Regions from separate parts of the Homo sapiens genome. Here region 1 is linked to region 2. The links are chromatin loops, found by intact Hi-C in ENCODE. Cell type or tissue: GM12878. All regions are shown on one strand. Region 1 has its middle 440 kb from the start of XYLT1. Region 2 holds the start of LOC102723692 (a long non-coding RNA gene).

What was found. A loop is a pair of places that touch in the nucleus more often than their neighbours do. Peaks named below come from ENCODE experiments on the same cell type or tissue, not always from the same donor. Only the 100,000 strongest peaks of a DNase experiment are listed, where the experiment ranks them.
Region 1: a loop joins it to region 2, with 5 times the contacts of the local background. A loop is called at or near these places in 1 of 110 quality-filtered maps.

The regions. Positions count from the first base shown.
Region 1 is chr16:17,024,093-17,032,092 of GRCh38, reverse strand. No RefSeq gene overlaps it. Among named protein-coding and RNA genes, the nearest start is that of XYLT1, 440 kb to the left of the region's middle. In GM12878, a CTCF peak has its summit at 4,422; DNase peaks (open chromatin) are centred at 4,212 and 5,102; H3K4me3 peaks cover 1,469 bases; H3K27ac peaks cover 2,761 bases.
Region 2 is chr16:17,132,903-17,140,902 of GRCh38, reverse strand. It overlaps XYLT1 (xylosyltransferase 1), which reads left to right. Exons shown (of 12, transcript NM_022166.4): 8 at 2,372-2,548; 9 at 6,168-6,430. It overlaps LOC102723692 (a long non-coding RNA gene), which reads right to left and starts at 6,399. Exons shown (of 3, transcript NR_135179.1): 1 at 6,353-6,399; 2 at 3,289-3,387; 3 at 2,171-2,661. RefSeq lists an enhancer at 6,090-6,149. In GM12878, a CTCF peak has its summit at 4,941 (motif pointing right); a DNase peak (open chromatin) is centred at 6,082; H3K27ac peaks cover 460 bases.

The DNA of each region.
Region 1 (8,000 bases), 110 kb after region 2:
ATAATGAGGCTGATCTTAATGCCACTTCTCAGTCCTTGTTTGCAAAATTAAGATCTAAGAGGGGGAGGAAAAGAAAACCACCCCAACCATAAAAGGCAGGGTAGATACCCATGAGATAAAATGGTTGAAGAATGATCCAATTAGGAAATGCAATATAGCTCAGTAAGCCTTATTCCTATTATCACAGAAACCAAGCTTTGTAGTATATTCACTGCTGCAGGAGAAAGTGTAAGGAGAAATTAATGGTTTGATTCTAATTTTTTTTTTTTTTTTTTTTTTTACCAGTGGCAGATATGTTTTTGAATTATTAATCTGTGTTTTCTTTGCTGTATGTTTGGTCTTCCATCTCAAAAGAGATCTTAGGGATTTTTGCCATAGCAATTTGCAGAGGATTCACAAGATAAAGACATGAACTGGATTTATCAGACCAAGGAAGGGAAAACTAGCAGGAAGAGGCAGGATTTCCACCCCTAGAAATGGAAAGGGGGTTGCAGTTGGGAAGTGAGTGTCTTGCAAACAGTGGGAACTTTGGCCTTTATGAAGGAGCAGCACCCAAGAAATTTAGATATCAAAGGAGAAGCTATCAAGTACCCCTCTGAAAGCAGGACCCCAGGGTAAGGGGACAGCAACCCCACAAAAGGGTCTTGGGCTCCAATGTTAAAATAGAAGAAGAGGGTCACATGGTTTCAGGTAGTATGCACATCAACAGAAAGTCCTATCTCAAGGATTCAATTCAATAACTACTGTAATAAACAAACTCTAGGGGTAGGGAAGCCTCAGTATTGACCAAAATTGTTTTTATTTTAAGCAACCTAACTGTTTGAGGGTTTGGGGTGAAGTTTACTAGAAATAAGGAAAATAAAGAAAAAATATTTCTTCCAACTCTGAGACTGAGGACTTGGATGCATGTCTCCTACATGCAAAATGGGTGGAAATTAACCCACATGGACTCCGAAAAAGCATTTTGCATTGAGAAAAATTACTTCAATGGAAAGAACATTATCCCCTTTGTTCTTCCCACTGCCTGCTTAATAATTCCTGAAGCTCCAGTCTGCTGTGACAAGCAAGGCTGGATTTGACTACTCATTCCCCTTTTTTGACCTTGGGGTCCCATTGCTCATGAATTCCTGACGTTAAATATTTCTGTCAGGCAGCGCTGTTTCAAGAAGACTTCAAGTTTTAACAAAACTGAATTAAATATTCAACCAAGAGTATCTCCCTTCTGTGAGTAAAGATATGATTGAAACTTATGTGGTGATTGCTATTATCATCACATGCTATGAGCCAGGTATATAAAGCCAGGATATTTAAGTTTGTCTAGAAGCCAACTGTTACTGTTACCAGGGGCAGGACAGAACCACTCAAATATGGAATTGGGTAACATATGAGAATCATCATGGAAGCTGGAACCATTAGCCCAGATGCGTAGAAGGCTTGCAGCGATGATAATTACACATCATTAGTGCATTTGCAGAATGAGATCTTTTCCTCCAGCAGGAAAGGAAAATCCACCGGTGTAGGTGAACAAAAACCATCATGGTACAATCCATCACCGTCTGGGCCCTGAGAAAAGTGCATTCTTTCCAGGTAATTTTTTTCTGCAGGTATGAGGATACTGGAACCTTCAGTGGAGGGTAATTGGCTAACAGAGAAAATAGCTGTTGTCTGGAGACTAGAGAAGGCTGCACAAGCAGAGTGCCAAAAGTGGTGAGCAGAAGATGTCTCGATTAAAAATAAGAAGTGTTAAGTGTTGGATGGGAACATCATTTGCAAATCTTTGCTCCTATGAAGCCCTTGTACTGGTGGGAGAAGTGAAGGAATTTGGAACTGCATGGCACAGTTTCTCTGGAATTTATGGCTAGACATATTTGTGTGAATGATCTCAGCAGCCCCAATCAATGTAAATACAACATTTAAAACACTGAAATTGCATCATCAATCACAAAAGGAACAGAACTAGTTGGTGAAAAGGTGAGGCCTTTGAGGGCTATGGGATTATGTTCACAATGGGTTGCTTAAGATTGAGTGTTCTAGACAGGCAAGACTTGAATGCCAGCTCCTTCTTTTATTGATGACATTTGTTGAATAAATGGCTCAAAACCCGAATTTACTCCAGTTAGCACTCAGTGCTATCATTTGTGCAATGTGGTATCAAAGTGAAGTCTCCTTTAGCCTAGGTTCCAAAGTGACTGATGAGAAAACTCCAAATAGTCAGTGTTAGAAATACAGTAAGAGTAAGAAATGAATTTCCATTATGCCAAACCACTGAGATTTGGGAGCTGCTTGTTACCACAGCACAACACAGCTCATACTGACTGATACAAACCAAAAATTGTTTCATCTCACTAAGCCTCTGCTTTTTCAATTATACAATAATGATCTCCCTCAAAAGATTATTGTGAGGGTTCTATTAGATATTCCTGTAAAACCACATGGGATTGTGCCTGACATATAGTACATGCTGCAAATGTTAGCTATTCTTACTGAGGAGTATGTAGCCTTCTAGTTAGTTTGTGGCTCTGTCAATGTGAAAAACACCAAGACTAAAAGAAAGGTATAGATATAAGAAAGCAAATATAAATGTACCCTAAGCCTCACCAGCCCGAGGGACAAATGAGGTCAGGAACAGTAATAATTCTCATTTTTTTAGCTCCTGGCTTTAAATGTAAATTCCAGGACCTCTGGACCCACCTTAACATTTCACATGGTCCCTTGTGAAAACAGCTCTGTTGGCTTCTCCCTACAGTCCTCCGTGATGAAAAGTTCAGAAATAAGTTCATGGGACCAGGTGTGGGGTAGACATTACAATAGCAGCTAAGCTTTATTGAACACTTACTCTGTGCAAGGCAAGTTGCTAAGTCCCTTTACATACATTACCATGTTGAACTCTTAATTACCACCATAGGAGCTTGGTTATAATTGTGCTCATTTTGTAGATACATAAACAAGGCCCCTCAAATCTAGTTAACCTCCCTCAATATTACAGAGATAGAAAGTGGGACTAAGAATGTCTGTCCCCAAAGCCAGCAGTCATTATAACTATGTCATTCTCCCCAAGGCCTCATTTATAAACCACCTTCTCAATTGCCCCTTACAACTATCATCATCATGAAAATCAACTCATTCAACTAGATGCTTGTTGAGCCCATAAGACATGCTCAGATGCCTTGAATCCAAGTGGGAGTCAAAATTAGACCCAAAATGAGCCATTACATCCCCGTGACATAAATCACTGTATTCATAAAAAATGGAGAAATTGCAAATGAGCCTACAGCCCAATGGCTTGCACCAAATCTGAAAGATGCCATTTTAAAAAAGAAAGTTAATAGACTTAGAGCAGTCTACTGGGTAGAGAGGCCATTAATATAAGATAAATAATAGTAGTGGGTTGGAAGCAAAGGAGTTCATAAATTCTCACTTGCTTATTAAGGGTGGTATCCTTTGGATTCCCATTTATAATATATATGACTGCATATAAATGAATTATAAATGTATGTTTTGCTTAAATACCAAGCACTGGCTGCTATTCTTCCCTGATGCAGAAAAATTAAGTTACAAAGGAATGAGTTAAGATTGTTTACCATCCTATTATGAAACAGAATACCTCATAGCTGGAAGGGTACTTAGGGATCAACTATCTGTTCCAACTCCATCCCTTTGCATATGAGAAAACTTCTAGTTTAGGCCACACAGGGATTTCCAGTGATTTAAAATTCAAACACACTAGTGGAGCACAAACACATTTTAATTTACTCCCTACCACTGACAGCTCTAATCAAGGCATGAGCCTTCTGTTCAAAGCCAACAACTGATCAGCCTTCATGATGAATGGACACAGAATCCTAATTCATACTGATTCTGGCTTCAGGCCTTTGCTTGTATTTCAGTCCTGAACTTACACCATTATTATCCCTATTACAAAATAGTAGTGATTAGTTTCCATCTGCAGCTGGAACACTGATTGGCCTATCTTTTCAGGGGCATTTATTTAAGGTCACTTAAAACCATTACACTTGTATACGTTGATCCTGGATAAACAGAATAACTATGGTCTAGGGTAAGGATGATGAAAGAAGCCATAAATAAGTTTAGGGAAATCCCAGAGCAGGGGAGCCACTGCTACAGTTCCCAGGAGTCTGTACGATTTATAGAGAAGTTCTTTGACCTACATGGTACCCAAGCCACAGAGTAGAAATGGCCATGGGGATTTTCTGGGTGGGGAAGACTGAGGGCAGCCTTGCAGATCCTCATGCCAGTGTGGTGTGGAGAGAGCAGCCGGAAGCACCTAAGTTTCCACGAAGGGCACAGAAGTGGCCGTGAGAACCAGAGGACCAAAACATTCTCACATTTGGGGATTAGGGATGTGGATGTATTGACCCCAAAACAGATACAGAACCACGATCAATCAGCAGTGGTAGAAACAAAGGGACACATAACTACACTAGGTGGGGACAGGTAACAACAGATGATACTTCCCAAAGTCTGGCATGCCTTAATACTAAAGCCTGCACCTCACACCAGGAACTTTAAACACAGTGGGAAAGACAGAGAGAAATGCAAAGGGTAGAAAGTTGGGTCAACTGAGCAGTATCCACAAGAGACTGAGTTTTAAACCAGAAGTGATTACATTTTCTCTAATTCAATTTTGCAGTGGAAGTGGGTGCTTAAGAGTAAAATGAAATTCAGTTACAGAAAAATAAAATTCTGTTTTCCCTTATCTGAGTTTTCTGATTGGGAAAACATCTGCATCATAAAATAAGTTCTTGATACAGTGCTGGGCTTCATAAGTGATCAGTAACTTTTCGCTGCTGCAGCTACAGTTGCTGTTGTCCTTGTTATTGCTGTTATTATGCTGTGAGCTCCTGGAAGCAGGTACAGTATTTTTTGTTTGTTTCTGTCTTTCCAATGTTTATCACAGAATAGGTTCCTCAGCACATATTTGCTGACTGGACACCCGAATTTACCACCATACCCCCTTCCCCCACTAGCACTCAATGCTATTATTCATGCAACCTGGAGCCAAAGTGACATCTCCTTTAGACTAGGTTCCTAAGTGACTGATGAGAGAGCTCCAACAACCAGGGTTAGAAATAGAATGTGAGTAAAAAACAAATTTCCATCATGCTAAACCACTGAGATTTGGGGGCTGCGTGTGGTAACCACAGCACATCCTGTCTGATACAAACTAAAATTGAAATGTACTTGAGAAGAATTACCTAGTCTGTAGCATACTGTTTTACCTCCTTTATGTCATTGAATTTTTACTCTCTGTATTTTATAGTCAATGAATCTGAAATTCCATGCTATTAAATCATGTGTCTAAAGTCACAGTCAGTAAGGGACAGGGCCATCTGAGTCCAGAATTCTAGAATTTTCCATTACACTAGACTGCCCCCAGATGAAGACTTTTTTTTTTTTTTTTTTTTGAGATGGAGTCTCACTTTGTCACCCAAGCTGGAGTGCAGTGGAGTGATCTCTGCTCACTGCAACCTCTGCCTCCTGGGTTCAAGCAATTCTCCTGCATCAGCCTCCCAAGTACCTGGGATTATGGGCGTGCACCATCACACCCAGATAATTTTTGTGTTTTTAGTGGAGGCGGGGTTTCACCATGCTGGCCAGACCAGTCTGGAACTCCTGACCTCAGGTGATCCACCCACCTCTGCCTCCCAAAGTGCTGGGATTACAGGCATGAGCCACTGTGCCTGGCCCTAAATGAAGATTTTCTTATACCTACTTCTCTAATATACATTTTACTTTGAATATAATAGGAGATAGCTACTTGATCTATATTACTTTCCACTTTTCCAAACAGAATTAAAGTAAGTAAGATTTAAGGTAGGGGAGAAGGAAAGCTGGATGGCAGTTCGGAGAAATCCAGGGTGAAAATGAAAAACCATGATCTTAAACTTTGGTGTATATGTCCCCAGTAGGAACAGCAACATATATACAATATGGCAGAAAGTACAACATGGCGGAAAACTCTGATGGAGAAAATAAGCATCCAGTTTTCCTGTAGACTGGGATGGAATAAAAAAGAATAATAGACGTATTGGCAAGGATGTAGAGTGACTGGAACTCCCACACAATGCTAATGGGAATATAAAATACAGAGTAACTCAATTACTCTGGAACACAATTTGCCAGTTCCCAATAAAATTAAATAAGACCCCAGTTTCAATCTTAGAGTTATACCCAAGAGAAACAAGTATGTATTATATTAGGCCATTTTTCACATTGCCATAAAGAACTTCCCAGAGACTGGATAACGTATAAAGGAAAGAGGTTTAATTGACTTACGGTTCTGCATTGCTGGGAAGGCCTCAGGAAACTTACAATCACGGTGGAAGGCAAAGGAGAAGCATGCACATCCTTAACAAGGCTGCAGGAGAGAGAGAGCAGGGGAAATCGTCACTTACATCACCATCAGATCTTGCGAGAACTCACTATCACTAGAACAGCATGGGGGAAACCACCCCTGTGATCCAATCACCTCCCTCCCACTAAGTCCCTCCCCTGAAATATGCGGATTACAATTTGAGATGAAATTTGAGTGGGGACACAGCCAAACCATCTCATGGATGCCCACAAAAACATTTGTACAAGAATGCTCATAGAAACTTTATTCTTACTAGTCCCAAACTGGAAACAATGCAAAGGTCTATAAAAAGGAAAAGAGATAATTGCTGTATGCAAATACAATGTAATACGAAACATTAATACAAATAGAATGAAATGTGGTAAAACCAAATAACATGGATGATTTTCAAAAATATTTTGGGCAAAAGAAGCTAGAAACAAAAGAGTACCTTCTGGATCATGCCATTTATATGAATGGCAAAAACAGGAAAGCTAAGCTACAGTGATTGAGATCAGACAGTGGTTACATCCAACAGTGGGGTAACTTTAATAGGTCATGAGGGATTTTTCTAAGGTAATGAAAATGTTCTGTGACTAGATCTGGATGGTGGTTACCTAAGGCATATACCTGTATACAAATCCATTGATCCGTATACTTAGGATTTGTGCATTTTAGTGTATATAAGCTATACCTCAACAAAATAAGAAAAATAGTTTAAAGAGAATGATAAAAATGTTATCTACATCTCAAGATGGCAAGCACGGCTGTAGGATCTTGCAGGTTTGGGCACTCCTACTCTGCCACAGGGGGCTCGGCTCTGGAGTCTGAATACAGAACTGACCCACTCCTAGGATGATACATCCGCAAGACTAGCGTGGGTATTCTGCAAGGGGTGGAAACCTTGGTAACAAATATTTGTCAATGGCAACAATGACTGCTGCAGGCCTGTGCAGTGTGTGTATGATACTAGAGCATCGGTGTGGATACCTATGGCTGAATCTGTGGTCCACGGAGATGACACTTCAAGAGACACCTCTGAGCCATCCAGAACAGAAAACAAAAGCACCTTCAATAATGATACCCACAGGGCCGGGCACGGTGGCTAACACCTGTAATCCCCTCACTTTGGGAGGCAGAGGCAGACAGATTGCTTGAGCTCAGGAGTTCGTGATCAGCCTGGGCAACATGGTAAAACCCTGTCTCTAACAAAAATAAATAAATAAAATAACGTAGCAAGGCGTGGTGGCACACATCTGGGGTCTCAGCTACTTAGGATGCTGAGGAGGGAGGATCTCTTGAGCTCAGGGGACAGAGGTTGCAGTGAGCCAAGAATGCGCCTCTGCACTCCAGCCTGGCTGACAAGAGCGAGACCCCATCTCAAAAATAATAATAATAGGGGCCTGTCGTGGGGTGGGGGCATGGGGGAGGGATAGCATTAGGAGAAATACCTAATGTAAATGACGAGTTAATGGGTGCAGCAAACCAACACGGCACATGTATACATATGTAACAAACCTGCACGTTGTGCACATGTACCCTAGAACTTAAAGTATAATAAAATAAATAAAAATAAATAATAACAACACCCACAGAAAACACAGGACCCATCTGGGCTTTATTTTTCCCAAAAACTCACAAGTCC
Region 2 (8,000 bases):
TCTTCCTCAAGATACTTGGCTTTCATTGGTCATAAAAATCACATGATACACAGATTTTGTTAGAACAAGAACCTTATGGCTATTTTCCAGAAAACTGTTATTTAAAAAACCCTTCTGACATCCACAATGCTGATGGCACCCCTAAAAGGTATGTAGTGTGTAACCTGCACAACTGTATATGCTGACCCTTTCAGGACACACCCACATCAACTTTTTTTTTTTTTTTTTTTTTTTTTTTTTTTTTGAGACAGTCTTCCTCTGTCATCCAGGCTGGACTGCAGTGGCACAGTCTCTGCTCACTGCAACCTCTACCTCCAGAGTTCAAGCAATTCTGCTGCCTCAGCCTCCTGAGTAGCTGGGATTATAGGCGCCCACCACCACACCCAGCTAATTTTTGTATTTTTAGTAGAGATGGGGTTTTGCCATGTTGGCCAGGCTGGTCTTGAACTCCTGGCCTCAAGTGGTCCTCCTGCCTCAGCCTCTCAAAGTGCTGGGATTGCAGGCATGAGCCACCATGCCCGGCCGCCACATCAACTTTTGACGCATCCTTCACAATGACCAATCATGTAATGACCACCTTTTTACACCAAGCATGCCTTTTCTCATGTTGAACATTGCTCTATTATTCCCTGAAGAAAAGGGTGTTGGTTTCATAAGTCATACTCCATTAATCCAGAGTATTCTAAAACAGTCCTAGCCCCATCTAGAAGTGGGGAGGGGATCCAGTTCTGAAGGATTGTCACTGACATTCCCTTAGCTGCCTGCCGGTCAGAGCTGGGTTGAGGGATTCCAGATTCATCTTCCTGACCTCCAGGTTGATTGCACCCTCATTTCCAATCCAGCTTGAGAACAGTGCAGAGCTGGTTCCGTTTCTATTGAGTCTATGGCATTTCTCATGAACGGTCCCTTGTTCCTTCCCGGGACCACATAGGTTATGTGTGTTTCTGCAGGCCACACTCCCAGCACATCTCTCACCTGTGTCTGGGGCAGTGCCAAGCTCCGGGGAGGGCTGACTGCCCCCATCACCCAGAGGGATGATGAGCTTGTCATCACTGGGCCAGGTTTTACTATTCTGCACACATGTTAAGTAATCAGCTTTTAATCCTATTTCAGCAAAAATCAATCACCTCTTCTCTCAATTCTGATAACCTCCTCATCCATTATATTGCAGGGAATTTCTGTATCATTATGAAAGGACACAGGGCAATCAGTAATTGGGTACATCTTCCCACTGCTTGTTGGAGAATGTATGCCTCCCTGGGCTTGTAGGCAATTCAAGCTTAAAATCCAGGTTCATGGGCTTGTCATTTAGTGTCACAGGAAGGTCAGCAGGGGGTGGCGGCTGGAGCCTCATTTACCCACCCATCCATTTAGAAGAGATTGTTTGGGAGTTTGGCTATTTTTAATCAAGACGCCCACCACGATACTGGTGACCAAAGCTCCGTGTGTGTGCTTTCTCTGCCCCTCCCTGGCCCCAGCACACACAAGCACATATACTCCAGGGTCTCTGTTCAGTCCCACCTCCTGCATCTCTGCCTTCCCTCCCTTCTCCCAGACCACTTCAAGAGGACTGGTTTAGAAGAAATCAGAAGGCTGTGCCCATTAACTTGTAACGGGCAGACACAGATTCCCCAACAGCTTCCCTTAGGGAGAGAGAACAGGGAGGAAATATATTTGCCTGGGACTGTCTATTATAGAAATCTTTCTCTCACTCTCTGGCAGTCTCTCAAGTACTCCAGTGATTGATTGTTTCTCCTCTAGTTTTTCTTTTCAGATCCAACATGGCCTCTTTCTCAGATCCCTTAAAGCAGTTGGCCAAGAATCCTGGGATTAGGGAGAAAATATGGCACCTGGTTCAGTACCATGGACAGCAAGCAGCCCCACCCACTCCCTTCCCTATGTTGCCGTCTGGCGATGCAGGAAGCCCTGGGTCTAATGCAACCATCAATCTGGTCTCCCTACCCCAGGGGTGAAATTCCAGCACACCAGTCAGTCAGTCAGACTTGAATCCCTTTGATTTGTCTGTTGGACAGAGCATCCGCCTGCGCTCTGAGTTGGACCACATGGGCAGCTGACCTCAAATGCATGCAGAGAACATAAGAGTCCCTTGACAGTCAGGTAGTTGTGTTATACATTTTTGCATTGCTATGAAGGAAAATCTGAGGCTTGGTAATTTATAAAGAAAAGAGGTTTATTTGGCTTGCAGTTCTGCAAGCTGTACAGGAAGCCGCCCAGCTTCTGATGAGATGCCACATTCTTTTAAACAACCAGTTCTTACATGAACTCAGAGCAAGGGTTCACCATTTCCCACCCCAGTTCATCTGTGGGAGGCTGGGAGAGGTCTCAGGCTGGGTCCCTCTCTCCCCTGCAGTCCTTCTTCCATACGGTCCTGGAGAACAGCCCCCACTGCGACACCATGGTGGACAACAACCTGCGCATCACCAACTGGAATCGCAAGCTGGGCTGCAAGTGCCAGTACAAGCACATCGTGGACTGGTGCGGCTGCTCCCCCAATGACTTCAAGCCGCAGGACTTCCACCGCTTCCAGGTGAGACTTTCTCATGGTCTGCCAGCCTCCTAAGTGATGCCTTCCCAACAAACCTCTGCAGAAATCCAAGGCCAGACCTGCAGGTCATCTTATCACATGGTGCCCAAACCTGGCTGTTGATAATTAATAATAGTTAACAGTATCAACAATAGCCAGTGTTTATTGAGCACTTACTTCAGGGATGTTCTAACCACATTGACTCATTAACCCAAAAACAACAAATGACCTTTCATTATTATTCCATTTTAGGGATATGAAAACTGTGAGGCACAGAAAGGTTAAAAAAAACTTTCCAAAGGCCATACTCATATCATCTTCTCTTTATTCCCTTTTCATCAGAATCTCCCAAAATATTTGTTACATTTGTACCCAGGAATATGCTTTTAAGTATATATCTAGGGCTGAGCTTTTCAACCTCAGAACTCTTGCCATTGTGGCTGGATGATTCTCTGTTGGGACATGCTGTCCCATGCATGGGTAGGATGCTTAGCAGCACCTCTGGTTGAGAAACCCTCATCAGTGATATCGACGAATTTGTATTTTTAATGAATTGCACTTTTCTGAGGAGCAGCCAGGTTTGGAAACCACTGTGTTCTGTGGGAAAACACTGTGTTCTGTGTACTTGAAGGAGTAAGAAGAGGTAGAACATTATCCCCTTTACAGCTGTCTCTGGGCAGCCTAACAATTTACAGTTCTGGGGAAGGGCAGAGCAGGAGGGTGGGGAATGCTCATCCACTTACCATGAGCCCTGAGAGTGCTTGGCCCCAAGATGGGCACCCCTTCCTGCTCTGCTCCCTCCAAGCCAGCATGGTGGCTTCTTCCTCCAGCCCTCCCCACACCTAGCAGCAGAGAGCACAAATATGAGTGCCACTGAATGGTTAAGCGAATCACTCTGAGGTCACTAGAGCCACCGTGTAGAGACGGTATGCTACTTCCCAAACCACTAACACAGGAAGGCAGGGACACAATGCCAGGCTCATAACCCAGCCAAGGTGCCCTTGATGTGGAGCGGGATGCTGTTTGTTTGTGTTTGATCTCCTCTGTGCCGGGCTGTGTGGGCATTGGCTTTACTGGGGCAGACATCACTTTTATTGTTCAGGTAAGGAAACGAAGGCATGGAGGGGTGTTCCAAGTGGGGTTTTTTTCCAGCAGTCCCTGCTGCCTTCCTGGTTTTTGTGCCTGTATGAATGCAGAGTACACTGCAGGTTTTCTGTCGTTCGTATTCCCCTTAAGGTTCCCACACAGCAGCTCCAGCCACCTTAAGCTGGCAGACAGGGGGCTGCCTAAACTCACATCTTCCCTGCAGAAAGGATATGCTGAGCCGAAAGAGGGTTGCAGGGGAATGTTTGTTTGACCTATTCAATGAATTCCCATGTTTGGAGAGGACCCGTCCCTCACTGCCCTAATCGCAGAGAATCTTCATCACTTAGAGCACAAAACCTCCACGTGCTGATTCCCAGAGCCCTGCACTCCCCCAGGCACAAGCATTTGTATCCTAGCCCGGCATCCTGGGGACATTGTAGCCTCTGACAAGGAGTGCCTCATGTGTTCACAGCAAGCAGAGATTAAGAATATCCCCCAAGATCTAGAGTCAAGACACTGCTGCCTGTAAGGAACTCAGAGTTCTTGCGCGAAGAACTTGGAGAGAAAGAATAATATGGTAACGTGCCCTGTTTGTTAGAAGATCCAGCTATGGTCGGAATCGCAGGCAGAGAAAGGAGTTTGTTCTGCCCCTAGATGGGTTCCTGGTAACAAGGGGCTGGTGATAATAATCAAAGAGCAGCCTACACTATGTGCTAGACACTATGCTAGTAACCCATTTTAAGGATGCTGAGGCCCAGAGAGTTTGAGTAACTTGACCTGCACAGCTAGACGGTAGCCAAATGAGGATTTGAATTCAGGTGGTCTAACTCTCTACAGTGCTAAGCTGTGCTCCCCACCACAGAGAGGTTTCCTGAAGCAGACTGGCAATGAGATGTTTAGAATAACACCAAGGGTACTTACGATCAGGGGGCTTCCCAGTTTACTCAGTTGCCTCAGTCCTGGAGTGATACAGTAGAAAGGGCTTGGATTTTGGAGTCATGCATTTGGGCTTCAAATCTTACAATGGTGTGAGTCTGTACATATCGCTTTGCCTCTCTGAGCTCAGTTTTCTCATCTGTAAAATGGGAATCATAATACCTGCCTTGCCAAGTTACAGGGAAAATTAGAGGTAATGACATAAGTCCATTGCCCTGCGTATTGTGTGTGGTCAGTAGTTGTTGCTGCTATTAATCTACCACCATGAAAACAGTGCTGGACCCAACTTTAGGTCAATAATAACACTAGACAATAATAAGCTCCTCAAGGGAGAGACCTGTGTTTTATTTGTCTCCGCAGCCCTACACAAGGGGTCAGCAAACTCTAGCCCTGGGGGCCAAAGTCAGCCCACTGCCTGCTTCTATAAATGAAGTTTAGTTGGAACACAGCCATACCTATTTATTTAGTCTCTTGTCTGTCTGTGGCTGCTTTTATGCTATAAAAGCGAAGCTGAAGGTTTCAAAGCTATTTTAAATATTTACTGTCTGGCCTTTTACTGAATATAAAGTATAACACCTGGTAGCTTACAGGTGCTTAGTATTTCTTTAACCCTGGACCCTGACTCTTCGTCCCATCTCTGATAGTGACTTGCTGTGTGTTCTCAGCTAAGTCCCTTACCATCTCTGGGCCTGTTGCCTTGAGAGTTTGGTTGCTATCAGTGGTCCTGAAACACTGAATCATAATCACCTGGGAATTTTTTTTTTTTTTTTTTGAGCTACACTCCAGAGCTATTGACTCAGTAGGTCCTTTTTCTCTGAGACAGAGTCTTGTTCTGTCACCCAGGCTGGAGTGCAGCGGCAGTCTCGGCTCACTGCAACCTCCACCTCCTAGGTTCAAGTGATTCTCCTGTCTCAGCCTCCTGAGCAGCTGGGACTACAGGTGTGTGCCTGGCCTGGAATCTGAATTTTTCAAAGTCCCAGAGATTCCGATCCCTTGTGAGTCTGCAAGTTGGCTGAAATACCAAAGAGGCAATAGGGCATGGTGGAGACTGCAGTGAGCAGAAGAACCTAGGTGCTGTCTAAAGGAACAGCCACCACCCTTCAGCTTTAACCAGTTGTTACCATGTGGAGTGTGGGCCTGGGGTTGCCAGATCTATTGCTGTTTAAAGAGAAGCCAAAAGAATTTCCGTGAACTCTTTCATGTTTTAAATATGGCTAGCTAAAATACATCTGCAGGCTGTATTTATTTGCCCTAGATTACTAGCCTGTGACCTGTACCTAAATGATGTCTGAGATCCATCCCAGCTATTACCATCTAAAATTATTTAGTTTATTTAACAGACATCTAAATGATGCTTACTAAGAAATGATGCTTACTAAGTGCCTATCATTGCTTTAGATGTTCTGCACAGATTAACTCACACCCTTATTATAACCCATTTTACAGATGTTGAAACTGAGAACACAGAGGTGCAAAAAGTATCGGAGCTAATTCGGGTCCAGCAGAGCTTTGCTTCTAACCACAGGATATGCCCTTAGGTTCCCCCCAACCCCCAGCACTCGCTGATGTGGCTTTTCTATTTTTAATCCCATGAGTACAGCAGACAGCCCGGCCTACCTTCTTTGCCCGCAAGTTTGAAGCCGTGGTGAATCAGGAAATCATTGGGCAGCTGGACTATTACCTGTACGGGAACTACCCTGCAGGTACCCCGGGCCTGCGCTCCTACTGGGAGAATGTCTACGATGAGCCTGACGGCATCCACAGCCTGAGCGACGTGACACTCACCTTGTACCACTCCTTTGCCCGCCTGGGTCTTCGACGGGCCGAGACGTCCCTGCACACGGATGGGGAGAACAGCTGCCGGTGAGCCCTATATGGGATGCAGAGAGGAGAGCTGAGAAGCAGGAGGGGAGGCTCAGGGTACAGAGTGGGGGTCCTTCTTCCTCTTTAGGGATCTGCAATGCAATGCCACCCTATGCTTTCTCTCTTCCTTTGCCCAAAACTCATCTAACGCCACCCTCCTAGCGTGCGTGGCATTTCCAATCCAAGCTGTGCTTTACTTTCTCAGATACCAGATATCCTATGTACCCAATGATTTTACTCATTCTTCATGCTACATATATATACTTTAGAAGGAAGCTTTTTGTCACCATATCATATGTAGCATTTGTCTTAAGTGGAAGGTACAAAACTTTTTTTGATGGAAAATGTCAAAGATGTACAACATAGAACAGTGGAACCCCATGTTCCCGTCACCCAGCCCCGGCAGTTTCCAACTCGGGGCTGATCTTGTTTCATTTTCATCTTCACCCACCTTCCGCCTCCTCCCGGATCAGTTTGAAGTCAATCCCAGACATCCTATCATTTCAGCCATCAATATTTTAATAATGTATCTCTGAAAAATAACTCTTTTAAAAACATTCACCATAATGTCATCACACCTAAAAATATCACAAAGAAAATTAATAGGCAGAACTATTGTTGAAACTTCTCAACCACCCCTTACAATTGTCTCATCTACCACTAACTGCCAACACTTCAGGAAAGAGTGTTCTAGAAGATGAGGGGGAGGTAGGAAAATAATTCAACATAATCCCTTCTCCTCTCATCTCTTTCCCTAAGCCAGTCAAGACTTTCACGTTGTGTACCCTTTCTTTTGTTCTGAAGCAATATGCATTTTGGATATTTACATAATTGCAACAAGAATTGGGTATCCTGTTTTCTTCCCTTGGCATTATACTATTAGCCCCCATTTCTCCACGCTGCTCAGTAGCTTCCGCAATGATAATGATTCCTTTTAATGCCTCTAGTATTCCATTGAGCAGAAGTTCCAGAGTTTGCTTAATCTGGCCCTTCACTGTTGCCATTGTCAGTAATGTACCCTTGTAAATAATGTTCTGATGAATATCTTTTCTCAGAAAGCCCTTTTTTTCCATTCTCTCTTTTGATTATTTCCTTAGGATAGATTCCCAGAAGTGCCTCTAATCACTCTCCTTCTTTTTCTTGTTCATTTAACAACATAGCATCTTTTTTTTTTAGCGTCAGTCTCTGACGGGGCTGGGGGGAAGAAGATTGTTCACTAACTCTCTGAAAACACAGGCAGGTTTCCCACCTGGTGTCTCATCCCTGGCCAGCAAGGTTTCCGCAGGGCTGTGACACTGTCCCATCACCTCCTCACATCCCTCGGCTTCTCTCTCCGTAAAGTTTCTGATTTAGTTTAAAGGGAGACTAGTGTGGGTTAGGAACCCAGGACCTGCAGTTTAAACTCTGCTTACAAGCTATTGACCTTGGGCAAGTCATTCATCTCTCTGAGCTTCGGTTTCCTCATCTGTGAAATGAGAAGAGTAATACTCATCATTTTTGTATCATAAGGTGTTGTGAAGTGTAAAGGAGATAATCATCAAAAACTACCTGATGAGTTAGTTATACAGTG